Regions from separate parts of the Homo sapiens genome. Here region 2 is linked to region 1. Evidence: read pairs that join two places in POLR2A ChIA-PET (ENCODE). Cell type or tissue: HepG2. All regions are shown on one strand. Links, peaks and the distances in the headings refer to the core of each region. The heading gives the core; the rest is flanking DNA.

The links. Peaks named below come from ENCODE experiments on the same cell type or tissue, not always from the same donor. Only the 100,000 strongest peaks of a DNase experiment are listed, where the experiment ranks them.
Region 2: POLR2A ChIA-PET joins it to region 1 with 13 read pairs; 4 of 35 experiments call an interaction of 5 or more read pairs at or near these places.

Annotation. Positions count from the first base shown.
Region 1 is chr6:47,070,920-47,081,405 of GRCh38, reverse strand. No RefSeq gene overlaps it. Among named protein-coding and RNA genes, the nearest start is that of ADGRF1, 34 kb to the right of the region's middle. In HepG2, for the core only: no CTCF peak of the experiment used is centred there; DNase peaks (open chromatin) are centred at 4,405 and 5,245; H3K4me3 peaks cover 928 bases.
Region 2 is chr6:47,130,322-47,140,807 of GRCh38, reverse strand. It overlaps LOC105375081 (a long non-coding RNA gene), which reads left to right and starts at 2,112. Exons shown (of 5, transcript XR_926864.3): 1 at 2,112-2,294; 2 at 4,419-4,481; 3 at 7,339-7,376; 4 at 8,606-8,649; 5 at 10,312-10,486. In HepG2, for the core only: no CTCF peak of the experiment used is centred there; DNase peaks (open chromatin) are centred at 3,517, 4,857 and 5,967; H3K4me3 peaks cover 383 bases.

The DNA.
Region 1 (10,486 bases), core at 3,151-5,650:
ATTACCCAGAAGAGAGTAGTGGCTTCAGAATTTCTGTGTAGGAAGACAGCAAACTGGTTGGAAAGTGACAACTATAGAGAACTGAGTCAATGTTTCTTTGCAAAACATTTTACTTTTATTGAGGTTTGTTCTAATCAAAGATGAAAGACGAAAAGCTAAGGCACTGAAGTAAATGTTGGTGCCTGAGATCGTTTGTATTTTCCAAAGGTCCCCACAATATATCTTATCCCACATGTTCTTCCTACAATGTGATGTTGGCCCTCCTGCCACTGAGTGGTGAAGTCTGTGTTTCCTGCTGTCTGTCATGGGCTGAATTGTGCCCCCCACAAATATTTGTGTGTTGAAATCCTAACACCTAGTACCTCAGAATACAAACTTATTTGGAATTAAGGTTTTTAAAGAGGTGATTAAATTAAAATGAGTCTTTAGGGTGGGCTCTTATCTATAAGGACTAGTGTCTTTTTTTTTTTTTTTTTTAAGAGACTGAATCTCACTCTCAGTCTGCACGCTGGAGTGCAGTGGTATGACCATAGCTCACTGCAGCCTCAACCTCGTGTTCAAGTGATCCTTCTGCCTCAGCCTCCAGGGTAGCTAGGAATACATGCTGTCACGCCTGACCTGGCTTATTTTTTAAAAAATTTTTTGTAGAGATGGGGTCTTGCTATGTTGCTAGCTATGTCTCTAGCTCCTGCCTCAAACAATTCTCCTGTCTTGGCCTCCCAAAATGCTGGGATTACAGGCATGAGATACTGTACCCAGATAAGGACTAGTGTTTTTATAAGAAAAGGAAATTTGGAGACACAGAGAAACACTAGACATGTATACACACAGAGAGATGATGATGTGAGAACACAGTAAAAAGGTGGCCATCTGCAAGCCAAGGAGAGTTCCCCCAGAGAAACCAACCCTACCAACACCCCAATCTTGGACTTTCAGCTCCAGAATTGTGAGAAAATATAGTTTCTATTGTTTAAGCCACCTGGTCTGTGGTATTAGGTTACAGTAACCCTAACAGACTAACACACCTCCTATCTTAGTTCAGGCTGCTGTAACAAAATGCTATAGACTGTGTGGCTTAAATAGCAGACGTCTATTTTTCACAGTTCCTGAGACTGGGAAGTCCAAGATCAGGATGCCGGCATGGCTGGCTTCTGGTGGAGGCCCTCTCCCTGGCTCGCAGACAGCCATCTTCTAACGGTGTCCTCAAGTGGTGGAGAGACAGAGGGCTCAGTTTTCTTTCTCTTATAAGAGCACCAATCCCATCATGGGTACTTCGCCCTCATGACCTTATCTAAATCTAATCATCTCCCAAGGCTCCTACCTCCAAATCCCATCCCACTAGGGACTAGAACTTCAACATATGAATTCTGGGGGGACACAGACATTCAGTCCATAGCACTTCTCTTTGAATCTGGCTGGTCCTTTATGGGTGCCTGGACCAATACAGTAAGGCAGAAGTGACACTGTGACTTTCAAGGATAGGTCATAAAAATACCAAGTGCGTTCCCCTTGTTCTCTCGAAATGCTCCTTCTTGGAATCCAGAGCCATGAGGAGGAGAGGCCACCTTGTGGAGAAACCACGTATAGGTGTTCTAGCCTAAAGCCAACACCATCGTGAGCCTTCAGATGACTTCAGTCCTCAGCAGTCATCGTCACCCCCGAGTGTTCAAGCTACACCAGCTGATACCATGTAATATAGTGACAAGTTGTCCAGCCAAGCTTTGCTCACATTGTAGATTCGTAAGGGAAATGAATGATTGCTGTTGTTTTCCGTGACTAAGTTTGGGGTGGTTTTTTACCCAGCACCTAGGTCCCTTTTACTGAGCCAGTGTATCCATCCTTCACCAGATAAGAGTGTGGGCTGCTAACAGTTTACAGCTGCTCCTTCTTCCTTCAGAGAATTACTATAGGCTGACTGGAGTCCCAAGGGAGGTTACGTTCACCACCCTCAGCCCAGGGGCAGCCTGCAGCCAATGAGCGGTACATAGGTGGTCCCCTTGCCTGAAGCAGAACCAACTCTGGGGTACATTTCACGCTCCCTGAGATTAGGGTGAAGCCGGAGCTCAGGTGAGGACATTCTTGTCTAGCTCTTTCCCTGCTCCGTCTCCTTCCTGCTCTCCCTTTCTTCTGAGACTCCCCTCAATAAATCGCATGTGCTGAAATCCCTGTCTCAAACGCTGCATCTAGGTGTCTGATCTAAAACAGGGACAAACGGGAGATATTAGGCAGAGTCAGGGAGAAATCTTCCCCAGCCATCTGTTGATGGCTCTGCTGCCCAGACATATCTTGTTAATATTTTACTATACATGAAATTATCTAATACTTGTAAAGCATTTAGTAAATTCCCCAGCTTATAGTAAGCACTCAATAAGTGTTAGCCATTATTACCATATCTCTCAGTACTTTTTTTTGTTTTTTTTTTTTGAGACAGGGTCTCACTCTGATGCCTAGGCTGGAGTGCAGTGGCATGATCTTGGCTCACTGCAACCTCTGCCTCCGGGTACAAGTGATTCTCCTGCCTCAGCTTCCTGAATAGCTTAGATTGCAGGTATGTGCCACCATGCCCAGGTAATTTTTGTATTTTTAGTAGAGACTGGGTTTCACCATGTTGGCCAGGCTGGTCTCAAACTCCTGGCCCCAGTGATCTGCCCGCCTGGCCTCCCAAAGTGCTGGGACTACAGGTATGAGCCACCACGCCCAGCCTCCGAGTACTTTTTCTATATTTAATAATAATGTCTATTGAGTACATATTATATGTCAGGCACTGTTTGAATTATATTTCATGTATAACCTACTTAGTTCTCACAACAAGCTTATTTGGTAACAGGTAATATTATGATTGAGGCAAATGAGTCTCAAAGAAATTAAATAACTGATCCAAAGATATACAGGAAATAAGAGACAGAACTGCAAGTGTTATACATATGCTCATATTATATTTTAATAGTCAGTTCACTAACCTTTTTGTGACCAATTGCCTAAGTGTGAAGCAGGATACTTCACTGCATTTTAAAGAGCTACGAATATGTATAGTGGTTCACTGCAGCTCTTACTTCATTCTCCTATCCTGGGAGCTACCATGCTCACAGACTTCTTGGTAACATCATTTATTTTGATTCTTTCTTACTGAAGTGCCTCACCTCTTCTCTCTACTTATCTAAACCTAACTATCCTTTAACATTCACTTCAAAGCCTATCTCTCCAAACATGAAATCCCATGTTAATTACTTCACTATTCACAATAGCCCAAATGCAGAAATGTCCATCAATGGATAAATGGATTTAAAAAATGGGCTATACACATAATATGGAATATTATTCAGCCTTAAAATGGAAGAAAATCCTGCAATATGTGACACCACAGATGAACCTGAAGGACATTAGGCTAAGCGAGATAATCCAGTTACAGAAGGACAAATGTTTCATGATTCCACTGATACGAAGGATCTGAAAAATAGTCAAATTCATGGAAGCACAGAATAGAATTGTGGTTGCCAGGGGCTAGGAGGAGAGGCAAACGAGGAGTTGCTGTTCATTGGGTATACAGTATACAGTCTCAGTTATATAAGAAGAATATATTCTAGAGATCTAGTGTGCAACATCATGCCTATAGATAACAATACTGTATTATACACTAAAATGTGTTAAGAAGATAGATCCCAGGTTAAGTATTTTTACCACAATAAAATTTAAAAGAAAAAAAAGAAAACCCTAAGTTCTATTCGTCCATGTTGTTTTACCTGATTTCTGATGCACTTGCTCATTTCTTCTGCAGTGAACTCCTTCAGTATTTATTGGATATGTAAGTTATTTCTGCCTCTATTTCCTGCCACTGCTGATCCCTATACTGATGATTCTGTTTCCATCAGTCACACTGAGAGCATTTTGAAGGCAGGAGCAAAACTTATGTATTTGTTATTTCTCCAGTATCTTGCATAGTGCCTGTGACAAGGCAGATTCTTGATAGAATTTTGTTGATTGCATGAATAAATCAATAAACTATTTCATAGATGTGCATGTTTCCTATCTTTAATCTCAATTATAAGATCGTCGAAGTCCAGACCTGGTTTTTAATTTCTTTTGTCCCTCATTATGTTCAACAAATGCTAGATCTGTTGCAGAAATACTCATGGAACTGAACTAGAATTGTCTGCCCTGAAGGATTGGTCACATTTTACTCTTGCTCTGGGAAAAGGATAACTCTCTGTCAAAGGGAAGCAGTCCCACGTGAAAGCCTACATGGAATTAGCAAAATATTTAATCTCTGAGCTTGCTGCACAGCCTGCTCTATGTGTACTGTTTCTATAACTCTGCATGTGACCAAATGTCCTTGAGTTGACCTTGTGGGGATATGTAAACCGTGGGACTCAAGGAGGGATGTTTGTGGGAGGAGGGGATCATGTGATGTGGAGCAAACTTTATTTGCAATTCCCTGACTCTAGAGTGATTTCTGGGAAGTGGCAAGAGGTGACTCCACAAAGAGCCTTGCCGGCTTCTACAAAGACTTGACTTTTTGTGGGGATGGCATTCTGCCAGGCTGAGAGGAAGTAGAAAGTAAAGGGGCAGCTCACTCCAGGTCCCATCCTGACTCGCACCAGTTTTTTAATGCCAGTTTTTAGCATGAAGCTTCTCCTTCACAAGCTGAAGGCTGAGCTAAAGGAATACTGGTATGACCCTTTGTACCGAAGACCGAACTCATTCATTTCTATAAATAAAAACCAATTTTAAAAATGCATCAAGGAGCTTGCTATTCAGAGTATCACAGTGCATACTTTTGCAGCGTGAACTGTCTGATCCCCCTCAACTTTATCACTTTCGTAAACATACATGATCAATATTGTAGTTTGTTCAAATAAATTTATGCTCATTTTCGATGAATAGAAAAAGGCCACAAGGTACAAGGGACTTAGGAAAGTACATGAAGCTTTAGAGAATATTTCAAACTTGTTCCTATTGGGGTGCTTGGATAGCTTCAATTTCAACTTCGAGGTTATTATATGTGCATGCTGCTGTCAGCTAGAAGAGATGAAGCCTCCATGGTTTGGGGTCAGGGTTGGAATAGGGTAGGGAGAAGTTCTGGGCAATTCGCAGCTGTAGGAAGTGCGTGTTCTCTCTTAATTTTGTTTACTTAAAAAGAGAAAAAGAAATCCACATGTCTCTTTGAAGCCCTGTGGGACTGTTTTCACTGTGAGCACACAGAGAAAGCCTGGGATTGTTCCTGGAATGCTGGTCTCACCATTTATTGTCCTTGAATTTAATGCCTGCTTTGCATTTGGGATAAAGATTCATTCATTCCTGTGCCAAGAAATAAAGAATCCCATTGTCTTCCTGCCCAAATTGTTCCAAGACCATCTTTTTTTCCAAGGCCAACAAGCCCAGATAACATCTTGCATGGCCCCATGATCTGGTGTCCAAAAGGACGTTGTACCCTCTCTTGTCAGAGCTTTTCCGCCACAATACTGTTACACAGAGTAGACCTGCTCCTCTCAGCACCAGAAACCTCATCTCTTTCACAGGGATCCTTAATCACCTCTGCAGATTGCCAAACCAGACATACTGCAATTCACTGAAATGACGGCCGTGTCATTTTAATAGAGTGGTGAGCCCTTGGTGGCTGCCGACTAGATCCAGGGGGAGAAATGAGTGTTGCTGTTTTGCATGCTGTGACATGCTTTATCTCAGAATATTCCTTGATTACTCACAAGAATAAAGGCCAGTTTAATTAAAATGAACACAGAAGTATGAAAAAATCACGGGCAAAAGGGGTTCCAAATAAGTTGGTGATTTCTTCAAGCTAAAACCACCCCCAGGGGCTGCAGCCTAAACACATTTCTTTTTCCTTTCTAACAGAATGTTCCTGTTCATTTAGAGGGTTTAATTCCAACCATCATGAAAATGGCCACGTTGTTTCTTCCACATCCCTTCCACATCTGCCCTCCTAAACCTTCATCCTTTCCTTCAAGCCTTCCTCTGCCAAAGAGCTACTGGCCTCCAACTTCTGAGAGAAAATGGAAGATATGCCCCCTCCTCCCCGCCTCTCTCTTCCTTCAGTTTCACACAAAGACAGTCTTTCTCCAGTTTACTGCTAGTCCCGCCTCTTGTATTCCTCATCCAAATGTCTCCTCTAGGAACTTGTTCCAAGTTATTTCTGCTTTCCATTGCATCGTCCTTTTCTCTTTCAACTGGCTCCATTTCCATGTGCTATAAAAATGCTCAGTTCTCTTTCATCTTTTTTTTTTTTTTTTTTGAGATAGAGCTTTGCTCTGTTGCCCAGGCTGGAGTGCAGTGGTGCGATCTCGGCTCACTGCAACCTCCGCCTTCCAGTATCAAGCGATTCTCCTGCCTCAGCCTCCCGAGTAGCTGGGATTACAGGCACTCACCACCATGCCCAGCTAATTTTTGTATTTTTAGTACAGATTAGGTTTCACCATGTTGGCTAGGTTGGTCTTGAACTCCTAACCTCGTGATCCACCCGCCTCATCCTCCCAAAGTGCTGGGATTACAGTCGTGAGCCACCACGCCCGGCCCTCCTTCATCTTTTAAAAACACCCCTCCTCACCTTTACTTAACCTGTGTCTTTCTCCTCTTCTTCCCCAATACTTTTCCTTCTTCCCTTCCCCTCCTGGATAAGGTCCTTCAAAGGATCCTTTCTATTGGACATGTCTACTCCTACCTACATTTTGCAGGCTATATTTTCCACAACATTGGTTTCCTCTTTAAACCCTCAGCCTCCCACACAACAACTCTCCCACTCGTAGCCCACAATTCCAATGAAATGGTTCTGAAACAAGGCACGAAATATCTTCTTTATTTTCTTTTTTAAAAAATAAATTTTGTTATGTATATTTGAGGTTTGCAACAGATAGATAGTAAAATGGTTACTGCAGTGAAGCAGATTAACAGGTCTATCATCTCATACAGTTACATTTTGAAAATGACCTTCTAATTGTTAAAGGCAAAGGACTTGTTTTAGCCTCACCTTGTTTGGATTTTTACATAGTATTTGTCTCCATCAATTACTTTTTGAAATTCTACTCTTGATTTCCATGACACCATCACCTCTTACTTCTCCTTCTCGAGAATTTCTCCCTACCCTATTCCAACCCTGACCCCAACCCAAGGAGCCTTCATCTCTTCTGGCTGACAGCAGCATGCATATATAATGACCTTGAAGTTGAACTTGAAGTTCCCAACAGGAACAAGTTTGAAATATTCTCTAAAGCATCATGAACTTTCCTAAGCCCCTTGTACCTTATGGCCTTTTTCTATTCATCGAAGATGAATACTTTTCCTTCTCACTCTCTGATGATTCCTTCCCACCCCCATCCCCAGATTCCTTAGGGTCCTTGGGTCTCATCCCTTCTCAATCTCCTGTGGCAATTTCCTCCATGTCCATGGTTCCATCTTCTACCTACATACTGATGGCCCCTATATTTATATCTCCACCCCAGACTTTCCCCCTAAGTTCCAACTGTTTCCTTCAAGATCTCTTCCCCTTGGCAGCTCAAACTCAACACACCCCAAATTGCACTTACCTTTCCTATAAATCTTGTACCCCAATCTGCAGAATGACACCACCATTTAAATCGGAAACCTGGGGGTCATCCTCCCTCTTCCTCTTTCCTTCACCTCCTATGGTTTCCTAGTCAGTTACCACATCTTGTAGACCTGACCTTCCTTGGCAACTCTGATATGTATTTGGTGCTCTCCTCCTCTGTTCCTGTCTTTTTCTTGTATTATTAAAATGCTCCTCTTGCCTCTGGGTTTTTGCGTGTGCGTGTGTGTGTGTGTGTGTGTGTGTGTGTGTGTCTGCAATCGATCTTCCTTAAAGCAGCTGGAGTGAAATTCCTTCAATGGCTTCCTGTTGCTTTTAGGATGCAGTGCATACTCCACAGGGGAAGCAAAAAACCCTATTATCATCTAGCCCCAGCCTGCCCCTCAGCTCTCCATTTATCTCTCACCCACACCTCTTGCACCACAACACACAGACCACAAGCTAAACATATGCTCTATTTTCACTTTGCCCAGATTGACCTCTCTCTATTTACCTTTCCTTATTTGTCTCGTTGCTCAATTTTTCTCTGCCCCCAACCCTCATCTATGCCACATTACCTAAAAATCTGTGTTTTAAGACCCAACTCCAGGGTTATTTCATCTCTAACCACTAGGAGGCTTTTCTTGAATAATACCCCACCCCTACCTCCAGGTACAGCCATTCCCTCCTTTAAACCTCATGGCACTCTGTACATTCTTGAACTTGGATGCCATTGTCCTTTATTACCACCATTGTTCATTTTTGTTTCAGCACTTTTCACAGTGCCAGAATGGAATAAATGTTTCTCTGAATCAGTGAATGGACTCTTAGCATTTCCAGTCTTACAAGGGCAACTTACAAATCTCAAGTAGCAACCGTGGATCAGTTTTGCTCTACAAGATAACTGCCATGAGAAAGGAGATAAAGCTATCTGGCTTGCCTGAGATTTTCAATAACCAAGAGTATGAGTTTTCTCTTAGTTAGCATTTGTGGAGTGCTTACTGAGGGTTAGGTTGTGTGAGAACATTCTCTGCTGTTAGCCAAACATTAAAATAGCTCTTTCAGGATAAGTGCTTTTAATGCTCTTTAATACTTTGAAGATAATTGTAATTTGGGGTTAGGAAACACTTTAGCAATTTAAATTTATAAGTTGTTCAAATTGAGTTTGCATTTTATTTTTACAGGCTAGCAACATAACTAATTTGAATTTGTGCTTTGCTATTTCATTTTTTCAAGCACAGGCCTCACTCCTTGGTAGCTAGGAGGAACACATTCTTAGGTGCCCCGATGTAGAATATTTGCCTAATGGTGTCAGAGAAAAGAAGTCATAGCTGAACCTATTTACTGAGTATTTCCTCTGTACTAGGCACTTTCTTCATATTATCTCATTTAATCCTTACAACAACCCTTGTGTGCAGGGATTCATTTACATAAAAGGAAACTGAGGCTCTGTGCATGCCATTCAATGGAGAGATCCCTCTCCAGCAAAGGGTGTTCATCAAGAGAGTTGTTGGCCGGGTGTGGTGGCTCATGCCTGTAGTCTCAGCACTTTGGGAGGCCAAGGTGGGTGGATCACTTGAGGTCAAGAGTTCTAGACCAGCCTGGCCAACATAGTGAAACCCAGTCTCTACTAAAAATATAAAAATTAGCTGGGTATAGTGACATACACCTGTAATCCCAGCTACTCAGGAGGCTGAGGTGGAACAAAATCACTTGAACCCGGGAGGCAGAGGTTGCAGTGAGCCCAGATTGCACCACTGTACTCCAGCCTGGGTGACAGAGTGAGACCCTGTCTCAAAAAAAAAAAAAAAAAAAAAGAGACTTCTTTGCTCCTGGAGATATTTTTGGGCAGGCAGTGGGATAAGGAGGCAATGGTGTTTGTCTGGGATCTTTTCCAACCACTGGCCTTCAGTACCTGCCAAGTATCCTGGGTCTCACCCTTCCCTGAGACCCTCATCCTTTTGTAACCACCAACGAGAAAGGCCTGATTGTGTCATCTACCCTGATTTGTGGCACCATCTGTTTCCATGTTCCCTGACTACTTTGGGTGCTAGTTTGTTTAATCCTCTGAAATTCAACACTCTTGAAATTCAACTTGAGCCAGATGCTCAAGATCAAATAAACTAATCTTCTAATCTTATAAACTAAACTATTAATGGGTAATGGGGGGAAGATTAGAGAATCTAATCAAGACACAGGCTAAGAATCTCTATCTTCCCCATCTATTTCAAAAATTCATATTAAATGCTTTCTGGAAACTATGTCTTACAGTGCCAGTGTTGTTTACCCTAAGGACGAGTCTTAGGGTACATTTTAAGGCATGAAGTAGGAAAGGGTCATAGTGCAGTTGACCAGAAGATATCCTCTTTTAAGGAAAGTATGGGGCTTTGAGTTGAAAAGCCTCAAATTAGCTAGAACAGTGCTGTCCAATAGAAATATACCATTAGCCACATAGCCACATATGTAATTTAACGTTTTCTGGGAGATGTTATAAAAATGTAAAAAGAAACAGGTGAATTTAATTTTAATAATATATTTTATTTAGCCTAATTGATTAAAATATCATTTCAATATATAATCAATATAAAACTATTCATGAGATATTTTACATTTTCTTAGTACCAGGTCGTTGAAATACAGCATGCATTTTACATACTGGATTAGCCACATTTCAAGTGCTCAGTAGCCACATGTGGCTAATGGCTACCATATTGGACAGTTGCAGCTCTAGCATCTCAGGGTGAAAAGAATACTTAAAAGTCATTACATCCTACAATGCATCGAAAGCCTGAAGCCCCTACAGAGCATCTGAGCCAAATAAATGCCTGTTCTGCTCATGGGTGATTATATCTATTGGAAAACATCTTTTTTCAAGTTGGGATGATCTGACCTTTAGTAAGTTTTTGAACTCTGATCACCCAGGTTCAGAGAAAGCAAGCATCAAATTTTTTA
Region 2 (10,486 bases), core at 3,472-5,971, 59 kb before region 1:
GACAGATATCTTTTCCAGAGCAATTGAATCGTGATGGTAGTGGTAATATAGGGAGGGAAAAAACAGGTGCCAAAAACCTCAGGGATGTAGAAACTAGTTCTTAATTTACAAATCTTGTATGTAAGACATAAAAGCTAACTGCAAAAAAACAAACAAAAACCCACAAAGCTGAATACATATAAGGTAGTACCTAGGTAAAATTTTGACTTTTACTGTGAAATTTTCTTCTTCTATCACCTTCTTCCTTCTACATGGCCTTTAGGATGAAGACAAGAATGCAGAGTTGGTGGAGAATCCTAACTGTATGGAGGAGTTGCCTCTTAAAAGCATCAGCATTTTTGAGTAATAATGATAAAAAATGAGGGAAAATTGTTGTAAGGCTTGGAGGAAGAGTTACTGTAATTCACCTCTGAGAAATCACCAAAGCTGATTGCAATTATTAGAATATTGGGAGCAAGGAAAGGGGTTTGACACCAGCTGTGCAAAACTTATTTTACAAACAAAATTCCTACTTGGAAAGTGCTAACTTTAACAAGGGATTTAATAATGCCCTCCATTCAGGGTGCATATAAAATATTTGTTTTCTATATTATTCCTAATAGTGGTTTTTCTTGAAGGACAGATCCTAGGAGATGTTATATCCCCAAATATTCAGAGTAGACTTTTATACTTCCACTATTTCCTTTTCCCAAAGACCGTTTATAGAAGCAATTTATGGGGATGGATGCAGTGGCTCACTCCTGTAATCCCAGCACTTTGGGAGACTGAGGCGGATCACTTGAGCCCAGGAGTTTGAGACCAGCATAGGCAACATAGCAAGACCTTGTCCCTATTAAAAAAGAAAAAGAAGTGATTTATGGATCAACCTAACCAAAAAAGTATGGTGAATGTTCTTTCTTTTTCAAGTTTATTGAGTGTGATGGGGAGCAGGATGAAAAGATCTGGAGGTCAGAGGAAGGGACTGAACTTGTGTGAAGGTCCCACTATGTGTCAGACCCATTGCTGTGTAACTTATCCTTTGCTATCCTTTGAGATAAGGGTTTTTATCCCAGTTTTACAAATGAGGACACCAAGGCGCTACACTGGGCCCAACACAAGATAGCTGTTTATCTGACTCCAAGATTGTACGCTGTCTTTCTGTTAGACAAAATTGCATTGCTAAAAGTATTGCTGTTGGTCTGTTCAAGTCTGGTTCCCATCTTTGAATTCCCCCTAGGAGCTCTCTTTCTTATTCCATGGGTTGTTTTCCTGTGTTGTGTGTCCTCATCCCCCAGCTAGCCTTTTCCTGAGCCCCTCCTTGGCCCCACGCCCGCCTTCCCTTTTTGCATTGTCTGTGCTGTTAGCAGTAATGTACTTAAGCCCCTCTCTTGGGATAGCTGTGAACCTCCTTGAAGGTCTTCTCTCCCCTTTGACTTCTGGCACTTAGAACCCCTTCTGCTTTTCATTTGGGATTTATATCCTGCCTTCTGTTGAGTGTTTCCTTCCATACAGTTCAGGTTTTATTGAGATCTCTAAGGAGATGTAAGACCCTGAGGACAGTGATGGTGCCTTAAGGCTCTTTGAAAGTCTCTACTTCAAGTATAAGACCTTGCAGAGTGGGTGCTTGTAAACACTTGTTAAATACATGACTACAACCCTTTACAAGTTTGTCCCATGTTCTTCTCTCCACCATTGAAATGAAAATAATGGGCCAGGGGCAGTGGGTCACACCTGTAATCCCAGCACTTTGGGAGGCCAAAGTGGGTGGATCACCTGAGGTCAGGAGTTCGAGACTAGCCTGGCCAACATGATGAAACCCCATCTCTATTAAAAATACAAAAATTAGCCAGGCATGGTGGCATGCCCCTGTGATCCCAGCTACTAGGAAGGCTGAGGTGGGAGAATTGCTTTAACCTAGGAGGTGGAGGCTGCTGTGAGCTGAGATCGTGCCACTGCACACCAGCCTGGGAGACAGAGCAAGACCCCATCTCAAAAGTAAATAAATAAATAATGAATTAATTAATTAAATAAAATGGATTATAAAAAATACTTCTTTTTTTCAGAATTCCTGCAAAAGAGATAACTTCTGGTAAATAAAAATTTTCCAAGACATGAATGAGTCATCAAGGTTTAATTTATTTCAACATTCATTCCTAAAAACAGTTTATTTGCTTTTCCGCAGGAAAATTTGCATTCTCCCTGTTGTGGAAATAGGTGGGGATTTCGGGGCAGGCTGAAGAGGGAGCTATTTTTTTCAGAGATCTGCGCATTCCCCCTGTGAGGGAGGCTGACAAGGACCATGGAACTCAACCATTGTACGCAGTAAGACCACCACGCAAATGCAGCCACACTTTCTATGCTGCTCTTCCCCTTCGCTCTCTTCCTTGAGACTTCTCAGTACCACTCTGTTCTTCCTACCTACACCCCTTACTTCTCTCTATTTCTGCAAAGTGAGGTCTTATGGAGCTGGCCTGGTTTCAGCATCCTTGCTACCCCTTTCTAGAATGTTCCCAGAAGAGGAGAGTCACAACCAATCTTGCCTTTTCTTCTGCATGTCTCCAGTGACGTCTGGCTGGGCTCAGTCACTTCCTGGGTATTTTCCCACAACAGAAATCCTCGCGGTAACTCTGTAAAACCCAGCTCAGCTCCTATAACCGAGATGATACACTTTTTAAATTACGTTCTCATCATTTCCAATAAATTTCTTTCTAAAATACCACTTTGAAGACACGTAGCTTCCTATCATTATAATTTTTTTTTCATCTATTTGGTTCCAGGAATTGAATTTACTCACAGGCATCATTGCCCAACTTCATGTCTGAAGGATTTAAGACAAAGCTTTTCAATCTGAAATGACAGGCTGGAAAACCAAGTGCCAGTTTTCCACGCAAAAAATCAGAGATCCATGCAACAGCTTCTTTGGCTCTGGCAGAATGGGAAAATTAGTGATTGAACACTTCTCTGGGCTCAGCCCCCTCGCCCACCAATTTGTAAATTAGGCTGAGTTATTTGCATTTTTACAGTCTCAAACCGTTTGTAGAAACATGCCATTTTGCCTTTTTAAACCCAAATAATAACGTTGCAAGAATTTGGCAGTTAAATGACATCTAGCTCTCTGATTAAAGAGAGGAAAGGAAAGCCATTAGTCTCATATCCATCCTTAGTGGGGAAATACATCTTTAAGAAATTATGGCACAGAATAGTTCCATTTACAATCATTCAAGTTTTTTTTTTTCTGAGAAGTCGTGCTTGATATCAATTATCCATTTTTCCCTTCTCTTTGTGCTGTCCTCAGAATTCTTCCTGAGAAGTTAACTTTAATCTTCTGCTTTGTTTCAAAGCCTGTATTAGATTAACCTCTCTTTTTCTTTTTATTTGGGAATGACTAATTAGCAAGCAGAAATTAAATTTAAAAATTTAACTTCTCTGCACAGTAGATTTCTCAAGATCCTCAGACCCTGTAGGCAGTATGAATGGATTCTCCTGTAAAGCCTTTATTTCATGTTGTGTTGTGGTTTCCAGGAAGACAAAATGCACTTTGGACCACATCAACTTGAATAACATACTGGGTGCTCTAAATTGACTCTTCTGTCCCTTCAGGATGAGATTTCAGTGATTTTAAAGTCCAGAGTATTGGAAAGAGAAGAAGAAATTTTCATAGCCTGGTGGACAAAGGAATTTGATAGAAAATACTGTAGATAATTGTAGAATTCAGGACTAGAAAGCCCAGATATGTACAGGAACTTCTTTCTTTTAAAGATTAAGACAATGAGATGCAAACCTAATTATAGTCGAAGCCCGAAGGTTTATACAGGTCTGGTTCCATTTCCCTATTAGTACTTTCTCGAATGCACTATCCTCTGGATACAGGCACAGGAATGTATGATCCAGTTATATCAGCCTGGTCTAAATTTCAATTAATTGCGCCTTCTTACCAACTGTCACCCCAAGTATCCCTCAATACCACAGTTCATTCCTTTCTGATTTCCATTTTCTTCTTTTATCTTCCTTTCCCTCCCATCTTTTATTTTATTTTGCTCTGATTGTTTTCACTTAGTAAAAGCACCACCGTTTGTTGCTTCCTGGGGAATGGGCACTTCTCTCAATTGTGGCTCCCAGCCTCTGGTCTTTTCTGTCTCTTCTCAGGATCTACCCACATCTTTATCTCAAGCTTTCATTTCTCTCAGTCACTAGTCCAAAAGAACAAGGCTCCCTAACGCTTGCTACCAACAGGTGCCAGTAAAAGATGCCTCCCTTTGTTCTATATGAATTTAGATAAAATGTTTGTTTTACATATGAATTGGTATCAAAAAGCAAGTTGGTTCTGTCTAAGAAAGCAAAGGCCTGAATAAGAGCAAGGTAATAGATTTAAGGATGGAGATGATCATGATGATGCCATTGATAATTACAATACCTTGCATTTCTATTGTTCTTTCCAGCATGCAAAGCTCTTTCAATTTCATCATCTCATCCCACCATCACAACGCTGGGAGATCAGTTAGGTTCGTATTAGTTTTGCCATTTTATATGAAAGCCAAGTCTTAGGTAAGTAAACTGATGTGTCTCAGGACCTCACTCCAGGAAAGATAAAATCAGGTTGAAACCCATGTTTTAGGACTCTGAGCCCCAGAATGTTCTGCTTCTCTGGAATACAGTCTGATGAGATTGTGAATCAAAAAGATACCTCACTGCCCGGTAGTATAGGTAATTATATTATCACAAAGGTTTTGGGTAAACATAATGGAGAAAACAATGTTGACAGGCCGATAAAACGGGAATAGCTCACTAAAGGAGATTGTGTAATCTTTCCTTCATGGAGGATTTATCTGAAACAACAGGTTTCTAGTATTCCCTACAGCATTCCAAACCCTGTTTCCAGAAGGCAATTTGCCAATAGGTATCAAAAACATTAAAGGCATGACTAATGGTAACCTCAGACAAATGACTCAGCATCTCCAAAGTCAGTTTCCTCATCTGTAAATAGTAGGGTTTGGGGGAGGATTAAATAATGTTTTGTAAAGTACCTGGCACAGAGGGTGTATTTGATAAATATTGTCAATGTTTTAAGAGTAATGATGACAATATTTTCACTTGTAAGAGGAAATAAGCACAAAGATTTTGTGATAAAGACATTCTTTGCTGTGTTTTTACAAGTACTAGTGAAAAGTTGGAAACAACCTGATTCCAGCAGTAGAGAATTGGTAGAATAGGGTCTGCTGGTATATCTAGCAGCCTAGATTATTATTAGGCAGTCATTTAAAAGGACACAAAATATGTTATTACATGGCAAGATGATCTTGATTTATTGTATTTTAAAAAACAAGTTTAGAATGTTAAATACAGTGTGCTTTTTTGTTATACGTAGATATGGGTAAAAATCTGGATGGGTTTACATCACTATCTTAACAGGTATTGATCCTGGAGAGAGAATTATGAATACCTTTTACTTTATTATTTTTGCTTCTCTGTATTTAAGTTTTTTCAACAATAACATGTACATCATTTAAAATAAAATTATATTTATTTTTAAATTTCAGGCTTTCTTACTTACCCTTCTCTCCCTCAGTTTATCAGATCTGTGCTGCAGGGCACTAGAAACAGACAACATTCACTAAAAGCCATTTACTAAACATTCACTAAAATAACAAGTATTAATACTTTTTGAGTATCTACTATTGCCCAGGCACTGTTCTAACCAGATGGACAAAACTGCCATCAGAGAGCTTAGCTTTAGTGGAGGGAAGACCCAAAATAGACACATGAAGAAGGGAGAGTAGACCCCACATCCAGAAAAGATGAAAATTTCTATTCCTCCTAGCAACGCTTGCTTCCCACTCCTACAAGCACCCTGCAGTCTGAGATCCAACGTCATTTCTTTGGATAAAGGCCACTTATCTTGTAAAGCGAACAGTCTGCTTAAGTGTAACATGCTGTGTCAATACTGGTAATTTATACCTTGGTGTGAGTCATTTCCTGAGAATAGATTATCTGACCGTAAAGGGAAAAGGGCTGGGAGTGAAAGTACACTGAAGAAAAGGCAAGGGAGGGGATGGGAGAAGGAATCTGGCTTCAAAGCTTCCCAATTTTAGAAAAGTAGAGGATGTGAAAATGGAGTGGGCTGGGGTGGAGTGTTGGTGTGCCACCGACACAAGTGGGGAAGGAATGTGCAAGTGGGGTCAAACTTCACACATTTCTCTAGGTTTTTAGGAACTGATCTTGGTTGTAGCAGCTTTTCTATAGATCTGAACACAAATGTCACTTCCTCTTCTCTTTCCCTTTTCTTTTCTCTTCCTCTGACTTCCCGTTTTATTGTTCACCAGCAAATCCATCTTTTTTTTTTTTTTTTTTTTTGAGATGGAGTCTCGCTCTGTCGCCCAGGCTGGAGTATAGTGGTGCTATCTCGGCTCACTGCAACATCTCTCTCTCGGGTTCAAGCGATTCTCCTGCCTCAGCCTCCCTAGTAGCTGGGACTACAGGTGCCCGTCACCACACTCGGCTAATTTTTGTATTTATCGTAGAGATGGGGTTTCGCCACATTGGCCAGGCTTGTCTCGAACTTCAGGTGATCCACCTGCCTTGGCCTCCCAAAGTGTTGGGATTGCAGGTGTGAACCACCGTGACTGGCCAAATCCACCTTTTACATGTTGTTGTTTTTTAATGTTTGATTTTTTAATTTTTGAGATGGAGTCTCGCTTTGTCACCCAGGCTGGAGTGCAGTGGTGCCATCTCAGCTCACTGCAACTTCTGCCTCCTGGGTTCAAGTGATTCTCCTGCCTCAGCCTCCTGAGTAGCTAGGACTACAGGCATGTGCAACCACACTGGGGCAATTTTTGTATTTTCAGTAGAATATGGGGTTTCACCACCATGTTGGCCAGATTGGTCTCGAACTCCTGACCTCAAATGATCCACCTGCCTCAGCTTGGCAAAGGGCTGAGATTACAGGCGTGAGCCACCGTGCCTAGCCAAAGTGTAGTTTTAATGTTATCTGTGCAGTAAGGCTTGATCCTCCCACACTCTACCTCTTTTCTCACCCCTAGTTGGGCAGAAATTCTCTGGATTCTCTGACACCACTTTATCAGATAACAAGACTCCAAGTTAATCCTATGCAACAATTACTTTCTACATTGAGTTGTAGTTGTAAAAGTAAACACTGTCTCGCTTACAGGAGAAGATGATCGTTAAGGGTAGGGTCTATGTCTATGAATCTTTGTATGGTTCAATGACAACATTAAGGAAACACCAGATTAAAGTCATTACCCTCATGGTGGCACAATTTGCGGTACATATTACAGGTTTAATAAGTATTTGTTGGATGAATTGAATGAATGAACGAATGAACCCAACATTTGCTTCTTACAGGTGCCACTCAGCCACCCGCGCTGGGATTTGACTCAACCGTAAGTTGCCAGGGAAACAGCCAGATTAGATCCTACGACATTTCTTTGTTCCATTCCCATTCTCACTTCTAGACCACATCACCTGGAAGGAGATAAAACCCTGGATCTGGAAGAATTTGGGATGCTGGGCAATATTTAACCCAAATAGAGGGGCTAGCTGCCAGTCTGACTGTCTCGGCGGAGTAATACTGCAGTAATTATGTGATAGTCTTGTGTATATCAAAAGAATATTTGATGTCCTGAGGGCAGTGGAGAGCATGAGAAAGAAAAATACGCCTGGATGGAGACATTTAAAATACTAGCTAGGTGTTTAACAACTGCGTTGAATTTAATATGTTTCAGTTGCATGCCTGCTGGGACTCTTTTCCCTCCAACCAGACTCAATTGTCTTTTAAGGCACTTGAGCTCTAGCAAGGAGAGAGGTTTGAACCTCTGGTATGTATATTTATAGACTGTTGGAGACATGAGAGCAATCACAGTAATTCCTGGAGTGAATTTCCTCCCCTCCTGTAACCTAAATAAATTTCACTCAGCAGTGTGGGTACTCTAATCCCTTCCTCACCCTTGCCATATCTGACACCCTTTATTGTTTCCCTAGCAACTGCCCAGCATGGGGAGGCTATAAAAGGAGCAACAATAAACAAAATGAATTACAACAAAGGTGACTAGCTGGCAGAATTAGCACAGTGGAGGGTGGAGGGGTTTGATCTCACATAGACTTTTCTAGTATTTCTCCTTTTCTCCTCTCCGAAGACCCTTGGCTCTGTTATTTCTCATAGCACTATAGAGCTAGCATTGATAACTCCCAGCTTTTAGAAAGCTAGCTCAAAAAGAGATCAGAGAGTTAAGAGTGACTTTTCCTAAGTCCAGGCGCGGTGGCTTATGCCTGTAAACCTAGCACTTCGGGAGGCCGAGGCAGTGGCTCACTTGAGGTCAGAGACCAGCCTGGCCAACATGGTAAAACCCTTTCTCTACTAAAAATACAAAAAAAATTAGCCTGTATGTGCCTGTAATCCCAGCGACTGGAAGGCTGAGGCACAAGAATCACTTGAGCCCAGGAGGTGGAGGCTGCAGTGAATTGAGATCGCGACATTGAGCTCTAGCCTGGGTGATAGAGTGAGACTTTCTCCCCCACAAAAAAGAATGACTTTTCCTAAATCATGAGGCTTGACCCTAATTATTTTTTCAGATATTTTGCATTTAATTCTGTTATTGTTATTTATTTCCAGTATTCCAGTGGTACCACCAACACCGGACAGCACTCACAGAGAAGGTGGTGTTTATTACATTTTAAAAGGTCTAGTCTTAATACATGTTAGAGTTGAGGCATCTGGTCCTGCTTTGTATGATTTCCTCATTCTATTCTACATGATGTGCTTTGTTCTTTGTTGGGATCTTTTGTTGTTGTTGTTTAGTTCCTTATCAAGAGTGACTAAATTATAGCAACACATACCTATGGGATATGATGTAATCATTTTCCTTCGTCATCCAACATTTATTGTGTTCCAGGCACTGATCTAGGTCTTTGGAATACCGAACAAACAGATGAAAATCTGTGCATACCTCTTAGCTGGGAGAAGAACAGTAAATACTAACTCTAGTAAATTAAGTAAATTACATAGTATACTAGAAGGTCACTCCACTTTATTTAAGAAAATAAAGTGTATTTAAGGGGGAGGGAGAGTGGGACACAACACTTTAAATTTAAAATAGGGTTTGCCGGGTGGGCCACACTGAAAAGGTGACATTTGACCAAAGGGTTGAAGGAAGTGAGGGACCGGGTGATCTGGGTCTTTGTGGAAGAGTTTTTAGACAGAGGGGCCCAGCTGTGGCAAAGGTCCATGGTTGGTGGCAGCCTGCCTGGTGTGTTTGCGGAGGAGTGTGAGCAGGAGCTCAGGCTGTGGCATGGAATGAATGGGAGAAGGAGTAGGAGATGCAGCTGAGGGGCAGCAATGGGGTGGGCTTGTCAGGTAAAAAGAGGACTTTGACTTTGAGGCAAATGAGACTGTTCAGAGGATGTAGGCAGGGAAGGGACATGCATTTTTTGTTTTAAAAAATCTTAGAACAGGAAGAACATTTAGGAGGCTACCATAATAATCTAGGCTAGAGATGGTGAGGCTTCGACCTGGTGGTGGCCCTGGATCGGGGGACAGTTCAGATTCTGGGTGTATTTTGAAAGTATAGCTAAAAGATTTCCTGATGGATTAGATGTAGAGTAAAAAAAAAAAAAAAACTCAATGTGGTACATATGTATGTTTGCTTGGTTATAATGAAGCATGGTAGATAGAATACATACCAAACCATTAATAACAGTTATCTGGAGGGCAGGGAAGGATAGAAGGGGAGGAGACTTGGCCTTATAGGTAAGCGTACATTTCAATATTGTTTGGCCTGTTGCAAATCACATTGTTGTTTTGTGGTTTTAAAGCACAACCCAACAACTTATTTGTAAAAAGACTATCCCTGATGCTCATGTGACTTAACCTTCTCACCTGTGTTTAAATCTTGGTGGGGCTCACTCAGTAATTTGTCCCTGGCCCATTCACCAGTCCTGAAAGCAGAGTTTTGGCTGTCCATGCTGGGTTTTTCCATCATCTGCCAAGTGCTTGGCACTGTAGAGAATAATATGTACCTTTTGGCCCCATATATATTAAATACAAATAAAGAGAGAAAAAATCTTCTCTGAACACTTTTGCTGTCTGTGGTGGCACTGAGGGCTATAGAGAAACGCCTCAAGCAATTTTGCCAACCGAATGCCTATGGCTACACGCAGTTGCCTCTTAATACCTAGCATCATTAATACAGAACAAAAAATAAGGCATCATCCTCCCCAGTCTCTAAGCTATGAGATGGAGACTCAGAGATGGGCTTGCTGACATTTCCTCTCCATTGAAATTTCTTTCTTACATTTTCTTTTCTTTCTCTTTCTTTTTAGCTATTGCAGGTCTGATGAAGCAGAGATGAGACTCACAGAAGACAGCTGCTGCTTTGCCCTGTGACCGAGGTCCTCCGCAATCATTGCTGCTCTGCTTACAGAATTATTATCATGGTGAAAGGAAAGAGTGCTTTCCAAAGTGTGAAGAGTTATGTAGTGATTGTTTATCCCTTCC